2 separate regions of the Mus musculus genome follow, and region 2 is linked to region 1. A link is a loop called in an ENCODE intact Hi-C map of the cell type or tissue named here. Cell type or tissue: gastrocnemius. All regions are shown on one strand.

The links. Peaks named below come from ENCODE experiments on the same cell type or tissue, not always from the same donor. Only the 100,000 strongest peaks of a DNase experiment are listed, where the experiment ranks them.
Region 2: it touches region 1 in a loop (2.5-fold over the local background); 4 of 42 quality-filtered maps call a loop at or near these places.

The regions. Positions count from the first base shown.
Region 1 is chr10:62,446,586-62,454,585 of GRCm38, forward strand. Supv3l1 (suppressor of var1, 3-like 1 (S. cerevisiae)) reads right to left here and starts at 3,153. Exons shown (of 15, transcript NM_181423.3): 1 at 2,830-3,153; 2 at 1,111-1,188; 3 at 439-546. The coding sequence starts at 3,100. It overlaps 4930507D05Rik (RIKEN cDNA 4930507D05 gene), which reads left to right and starts at 2,575. Exons shown (of 1, transcript NR_027926.1): 1 at 2,575-4,768. In gastrocnemius, no CTCF peak of the experiment used is centred here; DNase peaks (open chromatin) are centred at 3,170, 3,584, 3,889 and 4,497; H3K4me3 peaks cover 2,483 bases; H3K27ac peaks cover 1,923 bases.
Region 2 is chr10:62,751,787-62,759,786 of GRCm38, forward strand. Ccar1 (cell division cycle and apoptosis regulator 1) reads right to left here. Exons shown (of 25, transcript NM_026201.3): 17 at 4,697-4,888; 18 at 1,388-1,627; 19 at 1-68. Among named protein-coding and RNA genes, the nearest start is that of Snord98, 9.8 kb to the right of the region's middle. In gastrocnemius, no CTCF peak of the experiment used is centred here; no DNase peak of the experiment used is centred here.

The DNA of each region.
Region 1 (8,000 bases):
AGTGTTCAAGGTTGCTTTTCCAGAGAACCCAGGTTTGGTTCCCAGCACCCACAAGGCAACTTACGACCATCCGTAACTCAGGTTCCAGGGGGTCTGACTCCTTCCTCTGGCCTCTGCAGGCATTTCATGCATGTAGTGCAAACAGAACACCCATACACATAAAATAAAAATAATTAAAAAAAAATCCTCTCAGCAGGCCAATGACATGGCTCAGCAAGGGAAGGGAGTGTCATACAGTCCCTGAAACCTACAACTGGAAGGAGAACAGACGCCCTAAAGTTGTCCTCTGACCTCCAAATGAGTGTCACGGCATACACGCATACTCCTCTTCTCTTCTCCTCCACCTCTTCTTCCTTCTCCTCCCCTCAACTCTATCATCCTCCCTCCGGCTCTCACACACACAAAATAAATGTTTTTAAAAGCTCTCTAAGCACTTGCCTGCACTGAAGCAGATATCATTCAGGACAATGTGAATGTCCACGTCCAGAGAATGGGATTGCATAATGTAATTCCTGAAGCTTATGAAAGCCTGGTGGAAGAGACGAGCTGTGGAAAACATAAAACCAAAGCATACAAGGCTTAGTCTTTACTTAGCTCTCACTGTCAAGTATACAAATGCCACAGCAAACCCCAGCCCCTATCAGCGTTTTGGTAGCACAGCTGGCTTTTCACAAGCTGAGCTAAAACTGAAACTACACAGGACAGACACTAAGGCAGGCTGAACACGCACTCCTGTACTGTGGAGTCTGGCTGGCAAGCTGGGCTTGTGAGTCCCCCAGAAGACAAGGAGAGGGACTTTTCTTCAGACTATAATACACATAACAAAGTACAATGCAAAATGTGACAGTTCTATGAAGATGTTACTGGCAGAGATGCAGAGAGAACTCTGTGGTTAAGAACAGTGGCTGCTCTTCCATGGAAACCAAGCTTGATTCTCAGCATCCGAATGGTGGCTCACAGGCATCTCTAACTCCAATTCCAGAGCATCTAATACTCTCTGTCATGGGCACTGCACAAAAGTAGCTATGGACATACATGTAGGAAAAATACTCACACACATAAATTGATAAAAACTGTTCAAAATAACTCTCAAAAAATTGTCAGCCTTACCATCAAGTCCATAGTCAGCACTCAGCTTTTGAATTTCTTGCCTCTTATAAAACTTGTCTAAGATCTTCTTTACTTCATCTAAAAAAGAAATATAAGTTTTTTTAAAGATTTATTTATTTATTTATTTTATGCATGAGTACACCACCATTGGTCTCTTTAGATACACCAGACCCCATTACAGATGGTTGTGAGCCACCATGTGGTTGCTGGGAATTGAATTCAGGACCTGAAGAGTAGTGAGTGCTCTTGTAAGCCATCTCTCCAGACCCTATAAAAGATTTTTTTTTAACAATTGTTTACCAATTTAGACAAATCTACAACAAAAGGAATTTGAAGTCATAATACTAAAGGCCGGGGCCTCAGGAATGCTTTGAGAGTGTGAAGCTTTGGGCTACTGTGCAATGGAGTAAGAAAAATGACAAGAGTACAGCAATGCACCATCCCTGACAGACCACAGACACACAAGGAGAGAGCCAGTCCCCCTCCCCCCACCCCCACAGAGTCACCATCAAACCTCCCCTTGTGCCCAAAGCTCTTCTTGAGTAACCAAGAAAAGGCAAGTCCTGCTATGAGAGGCAGATGTAATTCACTACTAAGAGCAGTGTTAGCAACGGTAGCCTGTGCAGTAATTAATGACAATCCCCAGTCTGAGAACAGCTCGAGCTTATCTTGAGGAGGGAAAAAGTAGAGGGAAAGGAAGGGGAAGAGGAGGAGTACTACCTTGTTAGTTGATTTCACAGTACTGGGAAATGACCCCACGGCACTGCGTGCTTGGCAAGGCATATATCCCAGGGTTATATCTTCAAGCACATTAAAAAAGAACACTCTGCTGCCTGGAGGTGCAGGTAGCCCAGGCCTTTGATCCAGGGACTCGGCAGGCAGACACAGGCCTATCTCTGTGAGTCTGAGGCCAGCCTGGTCTACAGAGCACATTCCAGGACAGCCAAAGCCACACAGAGAAACCTTGTTTAATTTTTTTATTTTGAAATAGGACCTCTCTTAAGTTTTCCAAGCCTGTTTTGAACTCATTCTGTAGCCCAGGCTGGTATTGAACTTGCCATCCTCTGCCTCTGACTCCCAACATGAAGCCTATATTTTAAAGTCACAATAGGAAGCATCAATATTGCTTGTTGAAGAGCCAGGAAGACAGCTTGTGCCTAAAAGAAATGTGGTTTTCTTTCAGTCTCTAAGAATGTCATTTGGTGAAAAGAAACCTTTCACCCTCCCATTGTCAAGCTCACCCAAATGCAGGTAGGACAAAACTCACTTCAACCCAGTGATGCTAAAGGTTTTTTTTTTATTCATCTCTGGAACCTGGGACGATACTACTTTTTGGCAAAGACAGTTTTATCAACTTTTATCTTGTATTTAAATTCAGGTCTGTCTCGTGGGAGAGTAAATTTATTGAGAAATCCGGATCTGAGACCCGTTGTCTTGGCAACCAGATGGAATTTTAACATCGTTAGACATCCACATCAGGTCAATGGCAAGTCCTCACTGTTTAATCCCTCCATGAGGACTCTAGGAGCACAAGCGGCGCACCACTTAGGGACAAAACTCTTAACCTCCTCGACCGAAGAGAACGGTCAATGTCAACTACAGAAGAGACTAAATATGACTTAGGCTCGGGTGCTAAGGGCTCCAAAAAGGAACAGACATTGCACTATGTAGGCCCAGGCTGCAGACCCTGCCGCTCTGCCGGGAGGCTCCAGCACTCACTCTTGTCTAGAGGCCGAGTGAGCTCCGCGCCCACGTCGCCATCGGCGCTGGGACCCTGAGGCTTCACCGTCAGCGGCACGAACAAGGACGTGTTCGGGGCTTTGGAGCCACCAGAGGCAGAGGAGGAGGCGGCCAAGCAGGGAACGCGTCCTGAAGCCCCCGGGAACGACCCCACGAGAGCGCGAAGGGCGGAGCAAGGGGCCGCCCGGGGCCCAGCCCCGCGCCCCGCCGGGAGCCGAGCCCACAGCAAGGTACACCGAGGCAAGGACATTGAGGCCGCGGCTCGAATGGAGCCGGGGAAAATCCGGACCACTGGCGCCGCTCGGTGACGTAGCTCCGGCGCCCGCGGAGCGAAAGGACCCAGAGAGACACAGGGCTGCCCCCGCGTGCGCCTGAAGGAAAAGGAGATGGAAGGGTTGGGAGCGCGCCTCTTCGTGGGAGCACGACCTCTGTACGTTACAGTGGCAGAAACGAGCTCCCATCCTCTCACTCTTTCTGCGGCAATTGGCAGCGTCTTTCTCGAAAGAAGGGAAAGTAATCAGGCATCTTAAGGGATGTTACAGATGCGCGGAAGGGAACCGTACAAGCGTCGTCATGTGACCAAACTGTCTATCCTGCATCATGTGGCTTCAAACGCTAAAGTGCATTTCCAAGAAGATTGGTGCATTAATATCCGTAGTTTCCTGATAGGATAACGTTAGAGGACGTAGCTTGATCTGCTACAGATCAAGACGGGTTGCAGAGAAATCCGGTTGTACGATAACTGGCGCTTACGTGACACGTGTGTCAATACACGTGCTTCTCTCCTTGGTGCTAGGGCTCCATGTAGGGGCCATGAGCAAGCTAGGCATGTGCTCCACCATGAGCTGCAGAATTCAGTTAACGTGAGCAGTTTGTACTCCTCGCATCTCGAAAGTTATAACCACAAAGTATGCTCTGTGTACCTGGTTAAAGTTTGATCTTACTCCTATCTACTACAGCACTCGGTCCCACCCGAGTTGTAAGGAAAGAGGTGCCTCTGTTCGTTCCGTCTGGGCGTGACCATTCAGTTCTTGGCCGGCCAAACACTAGGAGGGAAGCCATGTGTGGCGACGTTCCCTCAGTCCTCTGCCGAGAGGTCCCCAACACCATCTAGTTTCTGAGTTCAGGAGCCGTTCGGTTTTTAGAAAATTGGACCCAGTAACAACTTCGTTCGTTCGGTGTCTGGTGGTCCTCATTCCAACCCGCGCCATCGGTCAATCCTCTGTCTCTATCCCTTCTTGACAAGTTTTCTGATTTCAGAAAATGAGTTGCGGGATATGGCTTCGGAGTCAAAGCTCTAAAACCATCTGGTGCTAAGTCAAAACCCTCAAAGTTCGGACCCTGAACTCGAATGGCCTTCCTTCTCTGAAATTGATCGAGGGTCTTTCGATCTCAACTGCACTTATTCTATCCGCAGAGTCTGCAGTAATAATATGGGTAGGCCTCCTTGAGAACCCTCCTTGGTGAGAGGCTCATGGGTTTGGTTCATTTGGCAAACGAACAAGGTCAGGTTTATTGGTGCAGCTCTTGGACCAAGGACCCATGATGGACGATTCTTAAGAGTCCTGAGCAAGGGGAAAGGTTGTGTGTCAGACAAGAGCTGGCTTTTTTTTCCCCATGTAAGGTCATGACTCAAGTGCCTGGTGATCATTCAGGAGAAGGGCTGTGGCTACCTGGAACTCGGTTTCGGCACCATCGGTGGGGGTGGGGCTGTAGCGAGCTGGAGCCTAACACCTGGGTTAAGACTTTGTCCTTGGGCTGGAGAGATGATGGTTCCGTGGTTAAGAGCACTAGCTGCTCTTGTAGAGACTTGGGCTCCCAACTGTCTGTATCTTCTGTACCCCCTCACACAGACATGCAGTCAAAGCACCAATGTATATAAAATTTAAAAATTAAATTAAAAAAAATGTTGAGCTGGAGTGTTGGCTCAGTGTGTTAAGAGCACTTGTTGAAAGAACGCAGGTTTGATTCCCACATGGAGGCTCACCACATCCTCAAGTTCCCGCACCTGTAGTGCAGGCACACATGAAGACAAAACACTCATACACATAAAATAATCTAAAAGTAAAAAATAAAAAACAAAAATTGTCAGCCCCTAGTCCCGAGATAAAGTCCACCCGCCTTCAGCTCCTCAGACTCCACTACCTGTTTTTGTAACCAGGCTCCATTTACCTCATCCACTAGAACCCTGATGAAGCAGTCACGCCCATATTCCAGTACTCAGATTCTACCTTCAAGTTCATCATCCAGGCCTCCAGCTAGGACAGCGCATCCATCCTAAACCCTCTGCTTCTCATTAGACCACCCCAAGTCTGCTTCCAGACTCACTACAGGGAAGAACCCTCCCCAGACCTTTTCTTGCCTGTCCCTCCACAAAGTTGTTCCTTCTTTGCAGATAAAGCGTTGAATGTGCAAGGGAGGGGAGCAGAGGCCAAGGTGAACAGCGATGATCTTTGTTAATGCTCAACCATCAACCTTTACAAATGAAAACCTCAGAACCTTTCTGTTGTGTCTGGCCAGTAGATCACAAACTGGGTTCTAGCCTGGAAAGGCATTTTGGAAACCTGGAAGAGAAGAGGGGCTGGGCTGCGCGAGATAAGGAAGGAACCAAGACAAAGCTCTCTGCTCAAGATTCAATTTTTACTATTTCGGCACTCAGTTATAAAGCAGGGGAAGGGGGCCCAATTCCCGCCAAATAATCTCGGGGTCCAGTAGCAGGGTGATCACGTGTGTGGCTCCAAACAGCAAAGCCGCACGTTCCAGCAGTGAGCGTGGCAGAACGATTGAGCGGGAAGCTCCACCCCTGAGCAAGCAGGTTTCAGGCTGGGGGAGGGGAGACTACACCTTTCTTTTCTTACTTTCTCTTCTTTTTGTTTAGGTTTTCTGTTGTTTTGTTTTGTTTTTTGAGACAGGGTTTCACTTTTGTAGCCCTGGCTGTCCTGGAACTCACTTTGTAGATCAGGCTGGCTTCAAACTCACAAAGATCCCATCTGCCTCTGCCTCCCAAGTGCTAGGATTAAAGGCATGCATCACCACATCTTGGTGAACTCGTTTTCTGAAGACTCTCAGGATCTGATAAATCACCTTAGTTCTGATAGGTTATTTCTCTGCCGGTGAAATGAGCCAAATCAATCCAGATTATAGTAAAGGCAGGTTTATTGGAAAGCTGTTCTTTGGCGATTTCACTGTCCACAGGGACTAAGGCCAGGGAGTCACCATTGAGGGGTGGATAGAGAAAGGGCTTTCAGAGAGTGGGTGAAGGGGAGGAGAAGTATACAGAGTTCTCTTGTTGTCTGTCTCAAGGATAGGAGAGCTGGTCTTTGACTTAGTGACAACCAGAAGGCAACCTGGGGTATATCACATTGCTTTTCAGGGAGCAACCCATTACCCTCCTCACCTGTTACATGAGCAGTATTAATCCCTTCCCTGGGATAATACTGACAGTTCCAGTAAGTTTTATCCTCTGTCTTTTGTCTATAAGCCTACTCTCCCTCCTTTCTTCCTAGAACAAGAGTTCTCCAGCCATATAAGCACGTACATTCCTGGGCCTATCTCCTCCTCCCTGTGCTCAACTCAAAGAGGCTCGTTTTCAGTATTGCCTTCTCCAGTCTGGTCCCTTTGACCCTTTGATTCCCAGAGTTAGGTAAACTTTTCTCCATAATGGGGACCAACTATTCCAACCAAGTCTCCCCTATGATGCAGTATTAAATCTCCCCACAGTTTTAGAGAAAATTACAGTGTTACCCTCATTAAGGAAAAACTGTTTTTGTGAGGTCAGTTGGCCTTCATGTAAAGTAAGCTGGCCAGCAGCAGGCTCCCTGGACCCCACCACTGCCCAAGCCATCTGGCTAAAGGTCAGAGGGACCCCAGAACACCTCAATCTGTTTCTTTATATTGACCATTGGCTAACCATTGTACAAAATCCCCATGCCTGGCTCAGAATCTGTGCCCTCCAACACTCTCCCACTCTCCTAGTCTGGAGTGTACACCCCCCCCCCCCCTTTGGAACCCTTTGTTAGTTCACCCCCCTTGGAAACAAGACTCTCCCTCTGCCTTACAATTCTCACCCTACTCCAGGCTCCCCCACCCCTCCCCAATTAACTCTACATCCCTCCTCTTCCTCTTTTCTTTCTCTTTGTCCACCTTCCCCAATGTTGAACTTAAAAAAAATGAGATCAAAAAAAAAAAAAAAAAAAGAAGAAGAAGAAGCCAAGTGATGGTAGTATATACCTTTGACTCAAGAGTATGTCTCAAGTTTCAGGCCAACCTGGTCTACAAAGAGTTCTAGACAACCCGAGTCTAAATGCTGAGACCATGTCTCAAACAAAATAAAACAAAACAAAAACTCCAACCAAGAAAACAAACAAAAAACTGAGGTTCCCAGGACAACCTTACTAGAATTTGAGTGGAGCAAGGTGTATGGAATTGGACATAACTAGGGTGAAGATGTATTCTGCAATGTAGAATCTGGCCATGATGTAAGAAGCCAAGTACTAAGATTTTCAGAACATCCAAGTATTTAAAAATAGAAAGGTACCTGTTTTCCTCACTATGCATAAGGGTGAAAAACTTTAAATCTGTAAAGTCTCTGCAGAGGTATATGCCACTGGAGGATGCTTTCATAAATGATCAGCAGTTAACCCGACATAAACAAACCAGGAGGTAGAGGGGCGGATTAGAGTTAGCCTCTGTTGACAGAGTGCTTGCTCAGCATGCTGCTTAAGATGCTCAAAGCCTTGGGTCATGAAGTCTAAGCACCATGTAAACCAGGCATGGTGGTGCAAGCCTATAATACCAACACAGGGCGGCAGAGACAGAGGACCACAAGTTACAGATCATCTTGGTGTGTAAGTTCAAAGCTAGCCTGGACTACAAAACCCTATTTTATTATTGTTTTCTTAAATGTATTTTAAGGTCATCCTCAGCTATATAGTGAATTTGAGATCAGTCCTGGCTGTAGAGACCAACCTAAACAAAACAAGAAATGTGATTACTGTCTCTTCAATCCTGGATAATCTTGTTTTTATGTTAATGCCCCAATATATGAAAAACAATCTTTTTTTAGATGGGGGTCTCGTTACACAGCTCTAGCTAAGCTGGAACTCACTATGTAGACCAGGCTGACCCTGAGGTAGTCCTCCTACCTCTGT
Region 2 (8,000 bases), 310 kb after region 1:
TCATCTTGATTGTTATCTTCTTCAGTTTCATCATCATCTTTAGAATCATCTTTTCTTTTTTCTTCTTTCTGTAATTTAAGATGACTTAAAATTAAGCAATATCTCATGAAAAACAAAATAAGTAAATGTCAAGCCCAGTAAACAGATATATTTCTAACAATTCCAATTAGATTTCTCATAATACTAACCTATTCAAATATGGCATGGTGGGGCATGGCAGTAATCTCAAAACTTGGAGGTGAAGGCAGGAGAATGAGGAGGTCACAGCCAGGTTACAGAAAGAAAGGGGAGGGAGAAGAAAGAGAAAAGAATAGAAACAAGAGGGCCAGTGAGATGACTCAGCAGTTAAGAGCACTGACTGCTCTTCCAGAAGTCCTGTGTTCAATTCCCAGCAACCACATGGTGGCTGACAACCATCTGTAATGGGATCCAATGCCCTCTCTTCTTCTGAAGACAGTGACAGTGGATTCACATACATAAATCTTTTTTTTTAAGATTTATTTATTATTATACATAAGTACACCGTAGCTTTCTTCAGACCCAACAGAAGTTGTCAGATCTCATTACAGATGGTTGTGAGCCACCATATGGTTTCTGGGATTTGAACTCAGGACCTTAGGAAGAGCAGTCAGTGCTCTTACCTGCTGAGCCATCTCACCAGCCCCATAAATCTTAAAAAAAAAAAAAAAAAAAAAAAAAAAAAAATCACAGTGTTCTTGCAGAGGACCCCAGTTCCATTAAAGGCACCCATACCGAGCAGCTCACAACTGCCTGTCAACTGTAGTTTCAGGTGATCTGATACCCTCTTACCTCCTCCATGCACACATGCACCTACGCACACATGTACACATACAAGTAATGGTTTTAAACGTAGGAGTAGGCCAGGTGTATTAAATAAAACTTAGAAACAAGAAAGAAGGACCGGGCTGACGGCTCTTCCAGGGAATGCTCCCAGTACCCAAAGGACAGCTCCATAACTATATGTAACCTAACCTCAGTCTCAGAGCTCAGCAACCATACACATGGAGCATAAATACACATATAGGGAAAACATACATGGGAGGAAGGAAGGGAGGAAGGGTAAAAATGGAAAAAAAAAAAAAAACGAAAGAAAAGGAGCAGGAAAGAGGGAAACATCAGAAAACCATATAATTCATATATATATATAATTATTAAGCTTTGTTATGTGGCTCAGGCTAGACCAGAACTCCTTCCACCACTGTGTGTAGGAATACAGGTATGTGGGCCTAAACCCAGCTCTAGTTTTTTGAGTCAGACTCATGTGGTCTGGGTCAAATATCCAACATAACACTCAACATTTTGTTACCATATAGAGGTAGTAACCAAAACTTTCTAAGTTTTGTTGACTATCTTGGAAATTACAGACCTTTCTCTCATCTCTGTCTTCTTTTTTGTCTTTATCGTCGCCTGATTTTCTCCGTTTTGGTTTTGGTTCATCAATATCATCTTCTCTTTCTTCTTTTTTATCTTTTCTCTCTTCTTTTTTGCTTTTCTTCTCCTTATCTTTTTTGTCCTCTTTCTCAGGAAGAGAGAGTAATGATTTGTATATTCTAACCCCAAAGTCTCTTTGAAGCATTTCATTGAAAAGTTCTGCAAACAGTGAAACCTATAAAAAGACATCAGCATTAACATAAGCAAACTCGATAGAAATGAAAGATCCTGACAGAATGTAAAAGGTCACAGAAGCCCTGAAATTGGCAAAATGGATTTCATGGCTAGCAGAACTAGCTTCACTGATTTAGAAAAATAGAGGTGCACAATGCTCTGGCCACTCCTTGAACCCGTGTATCTGCCAATGTTTTGACCATTCCTTGACCCATGTGTGTGCCCACTGATGAAGCCCATTGCCAGGTGTTTGTGATGTTGGTTGCTGAGAAAGAGTCAGAAAATCTCCCAGCAACCACAGCCTGGCCAATCCAGAGTTGCTACACCTGCACCAGACTCTTTCCTTGTACCCCTCCCATACCCATTTCTTGAGAACAGACATTGTTTAGATCTGGAAATCCCCTACTCCTCCCTTCTCTTTTCCCCACTGAGGGCCTATAAAAACTGAGACCCCTTTCCCCTCAGTGGTCAACTCCTCTACCCCTACGTGGGATATGAGCTCTGGCTTTCCCCCGAATAAAGCCTCATGTGGTTTGCATCAAGCTTGGTCTCTCGTGAGTTCTTGGTTGTCCGCTATTGTCCTGAGGCCTGAGCGAGGGGCTCCTCTGAGTCTTTCAGAAATACTGAATAAGTCCAGCAAAAGTCATTAAACAAGCACTGTCTTACCACACTGGTTATCTACACCTAAAACAGAGCTAGGATATTTTAGGAGGAAGATAAAGAAGTGATCCACAGTTATAAAAATGGACAGGAATGATGTGAAGACTATGAAAATACCCAAGGGCTAGCTGTGGTGGCATATGCCATTAATTCCAGGCCTTGGGAACCAGAGGTATGCAAAACTTGAGACAGGGTTTCTCTCTGTAGACCTCGCTGTCCTACCACAGGCTGTGTAAACTAGGTTGGCCTCGAACTGAACTGAGATCTACCTACTTCTACCTCCTAGGTGCTGGGATTAAAGGCATGTACCACAATGTTTAGCACTTTTTTTTTTAAAAGACAAGATCTTTTTATGGTAGTCAGGCTGGCTTTGAACTCATGGTCTGACTGTTGGGATTTCAAACTCCTGTCATCATACCTTGTGCAAAAGATGTTTTAAAGACAAAAAGTATATATTGTTAACCTTACTGGTAGATTCCTGTAATCTCAACATTTGAGAGTTAAGGCAGGAAGATCAGCAGTTCACCATCATCCTTGGGTATGTGAGACTCTATCTTTAAAAAACCTGAGAGCTGGCTATAGTGATGCATACCTGTAATCCCATATATCAACAGTAGAAAGAGGAGACGTAGAAAAAGGAGAATTAGGAATTCAAGTCCAGCCTGAGCCATACAGCAAGGTTGAGACCACACTGGGCTACATGAGACACTACCTCACAAAAACCAGAACCATATAAAGAGAATAAACATAAAAAGCAGAATATAAATAGTAATGCTTAGTGATGCAGTTATGTAATTGCAGCCCGTAAGGATACTGAAACAGAATAATGTGAGTTGCAGGCTTAACTTGAGTTTAAGGCCAGCCTAGAAACTCCGTAAGATTATTCAGAAGTAAAAAGAAGACAGGAAATGTAGCTCAGTGGTAGAAGTCTTGCAAAGCACATATAAGGCCCTGAGTTTAATCTTTTTTTTTTCCATTTTTTATTAGGTATTTAGCTCATTTACATTTCCAATGCTATACCAAAAGTCCCCCATACCCACCCACCCCCCTGAGTTTAATCTTAATTCCCCTCACGAACAAAAGAGAAGAGCTGGGCGTGGTGGTACAAACTTGGGAATCAAAGAAAAGTGGATCTGTGTTTCATGGCCAAACAGAGGTATGTACTAAAGACCTGGTAAGAGATTCATTTAGATGAGAGATACAGACAGACAGACAGACAGACAGACAAGACAGAACACAAACTTTAGGTTGAAACATAATACCACTTATTTTCTCTTACAACTCAGTCACAAACTTTTAAATTCTATTAAATGGTACTCTAAATATAAAGAAACACTAAAACATTACACCATCAAGCCGGGCGTGGTGGCACACGGCTTTAATCCTAGCACTTGGGAGGCAGAGACAGGAGGGTTTCTGAGTTCAAGGCTAGCCTGGTCTACAGAGTGAGTTCCAGGACAGTCAGGGCTACACAGAGAAACCCTGTCTTGAAAAAAAAAAACAAAAAAATGACAACAACAACAACAAAAAAAAAAAAAACCCACACATTACAGCATCATCAAGAAAGAAGGTTTAAAAAGAAGGGTAAAAGGCCAACTGGATGGCTTATACTGTAAACACACTACTTAAGAGGCTGAGGCAAGACTGTCTCAAGGGAAACTAACCTAAAACCCACAGAAAAGATAGGTAGCAATTTCTGAAACTGGATAATTGAATTTATTCTGTTTTACTTTTTGGAAGGGTAGGCTGATAAAAAGTTCTGAGCTCTGAGTGTAACTCAGTGAAAGAGCAACTATCTAGCCATGACTGAGGCCCTAGCTTCTATCCACCTAGTGGCTGTATGTCGTGCTTAAGGACAATGACTGCTCTTTCAGGAGCTCGTCTGGCTCTCTGCACCCACACGGTGGTTTAAAACAGCTTCAGATCCAGAACTGACCCTCTCTCTTCTGGCTTCTACAGGAACCAGGCACACATGTCAAGTAGACAAAACAACAATACAACAGAAAAATAAAATAAAGACAACTAGATACCTACCTTCTGATAAAAGAGCACATTACTCTCTCGAGAAATGCCTGAGAATAGGCTGTGACTGCAGCGCAGAGAGGAGAGGGGCAAAGGACCAGGATTTAAGAGTCTCACTACAAAGCAACCTCAAGGTCAGCAAAAGCTACTAGAGATAGACTTGAAGAAACAAAATAAAATGAGAAAGAAAGAATAATTGAGATCTAATACTGTAATGCATCTATAAGAGACCTTAAAGAACAAACCTGATTTTTCTTAGTAAATAATGGTGAATGAATACACACCAAGAAGAACATGGAAGCAGTCAAAGAAACACTCAAAACACTTAATACATTAAACAGTCACAACTGTGATATCATTTGGATCCTCATTCAAAAGTTAACATTACCTCAAAAGAATGTTCTTTATTATCTTCCAATCTGTAATCCAAAAGGACACTCAAAGACATGATGCTGCAATCAAACTTGCCACTTTTTGCAGCCCAGTTCGGATGCACAATTATGGCAGGTTCATCAGGCAAAATGTATCTTCTTTCTTGACGCTGTCGTTCCACTTCTTCTTGACGTTTTCTTTCTTCTTCCTAGGCATTTGAAAATTTAAGTTATGGTAAAACTTCCATGTAAAAAGAACATGTATATAAAAAATTACTCTGTCTAATATATATATAAATAATATATCTAATATTTTTATGTACAATATATCTAATATCTATATCAATTATATAGATTAGATATATTATAATCATGGTGGTAGTTCATGACTATAATCCCAACACTTCATGGCACAGACAAAATCTTGAGTTCCAGCCAACCCAGCCACCTATCAAGTGAGTATCAGGCTAGTTTCTGCTACAGGGTGAGACCTTGTTTCAAAATCAAAGTCTGACTTCTTACAAATTATATTAGCCATAATGGTTAAAAACAGAGACGGCTCCTAACTCTTTGTCATTTCCTTTCTTACATCTGCTTATCTAAGGGGACAGGAACACACACATGGGGGGTCAGAGGACAGGTAACTGTTTCTTTTCTTCCACCATGGGTCCTAGAGATTGGACTGCTGTTGCTAATGAACACATCTGTCTTCTAAAACATAACTTCACTGAAGGATGTGAAGTCATCCTGGGGAAACAGTCTGTCCCTGAGCTCTAGGATAGGGAGGGACATCTATCCTGCTATAAAGTAGTGACATAAGCTAAAGAGATTCAGGCCCTTGTCAGCTCTCTAACAGTATCATCCAAAAATATTTATAACCCAGGGAAGAAAAAGAGAAACCACAAACCCATGAACTGCCTAGCAACAAAGGAAGCTTCCTGCTATCACTGAGGGAAACCTGCATCCCTAGAAATGTCCTCAGAAGTTCCAGGATCAACAGGCCCAGTTTATAGTCTGCTAAAGCAGAATTCTCTTCCCTTTATAACCAAACTTGGTGTTACTGAGAAAGAAGAAAGCAACAAACCCTCTAGGTTTACTCACTTGTAACTGAGTTATTAAAATAAAAAAGTAGCCAGGTCACCATGATTCTTAGAACTCACATTCAGAGTGAGTTCTAAGGACAGCAAGTGCTATAGACAGATCCTGTCTATAAACAAGCAAGCAAACAACTAAACAACCATGCTAACACATGCTTGTGATCCCAGCACATGAAGGGTCAGAGACAGGAGGATCATAAGGACAGCCAGAGTCATATCAATAATACCATTTATCAAAAAGTAAATTAAAAGTAGAGCAGGGCAGAGAGACAGCCTAGGTGAGTAAAGGGCCTTGCTGCCAACCCCGACGACCAAAGTTTGATCCCCCAGATCCCCAGGTAGAAGAAAATCAACTCCAGTTTTCATCCTCTGACCTCTGGGTAAGCCCAATGGCATTTTCAATACCACGCAGAATAAATAAATACAAGAGTTTTTATAAAAAGAAAAATGACTAATTTTGGAGGGCACTTTACAGCAGGTAACACCTCTGCAGTATAAAATCTAACAATTGTCTCTAACTTTTTAAAAAGACTTCAAAAGCCATTGAAAAACCCATGGTTTTTCAATCACTTGCCATTGAAGCCTAAAGACTCAAGTTAGTATCCTTTGCCCACATCTTACCCCTTATCCCAAGGTGACAAAGAGCCAAATTGTAAAGTTCCCTGCCATTACATGCGCACAGGAATAACTTAAAAACAACAAACAAACAAAAAACCCACAACCACCAACAACTTTGCCCTTGAAAGACTGCTCAGCAGGTAACTGGTGTTGCTTTTGAAGAAGACCCAGATTTGTTTTTCCAACCCCCAACCATCTGTAACTTCTCCAGTGTCCTTTTCTCATCTCTGGGACAACACACACACATAAATGCAACAAAACACTCATCTGAATAAAAATAAAATAAGCCTTGCCCCCAGCGCAGCCTTTGTATAATTCTACAGCTGTCGGGATGGGAATGTCAACCAAAAAGGAAACAAGTATGTCACTCCTTCCCACTGCGAGAGCATCTACGCTGCTTTTGTACTTCACTAACTGCATAGACTTTTTTTTTTAAGGCAGGCTACTTTATAACTATTTGTCCTTTGTTTTTTCTTTTTTAATTTAATTTTATGTGTACCAGTGTTTGGCCTGTATGTCCAACAGTTAACTACATGTCTAGTGCTCTCTGAAGTGGAGAGGACAGTAAATCCTGTAATGAGTAGAGGAGGCCCTAAGTGAATATATATGTTTGACATGAGCAAGGCCTGTTAAGGACTCTGAGACCAATTGGCCTATGGTAAATCAGACAAACTGTTACTCATAAGGGCCGGGCATGCTCAAGAAGAGTGGCAAAGCTTTCTTTCCTTGTGAGTTCATGGATGAGTGTTTATGGATGACTGACCAGTATGTACAAAGACTAGCAACTAATGTTTCCTTCTTCTGGGACTGGTAAGCTACAGATCTCCTACCAGATTAGCCAAATTCTCTTCCTGTGTTGTAATTAATAACCATAAGGTTCCAGTTAGAAGACCCAATGTGATTGCAGGTTCTTTTTTTTTTTGTTTTGTTTTTTTGTTTTTTGAGACAGGGTTTCTCTGTATGGCCCTGGCTGTCCTGGAACTCACTTTATAGACCAGGCTGGCCTCAAACTCAGAAATCTGCCTGCCTCTGCCTCCCGAGTGCTGGGATTAAAGGCGTGCACCACCACGCCCAGCTGTAGGATATTTGTATACATATATGTCCTTAATTCCCTTGCAACTGCTAACCACTGAAGTCATAGAATATGCAGCAGGGTGCCCTGGAACTGGAGTTAGGGATAATCATGACCCATCATATTGGTGCTGGGAACTGAGCCTAGGTCCTGTGCTAACACAGAAAATGTTCTTCTTAATCACTGAGCTATCCCTCCAGTCCTCTGCCCACCCCTTCCACTTTTTAATAAGGAAAGGTCTCACAGTATCCCAGGTTGGTCTCAGTTCTAGGATCTTGTAGCTCATAGAGTACTCAATTCAGACTGGCCTGAGCTTATAAAACAAGACATGTCTTTAAAAAAAGCTGCTCTTACTCTTACGGTCTCTCTTTTCTCCCCTCTCTTTATCTTCTCTCCTCTCTCCTTTCTCTTTGTCTTCTCCTCTCCTCTCTCTTTCTCTCTAGCCTTTCCTCCCTCTCTCTCTCTCTCTCCCTTCTCACCCCTCCATTTCTATAATGAAGCTCTTAAACCATTAAAAAGAAAAGTTTGTATATT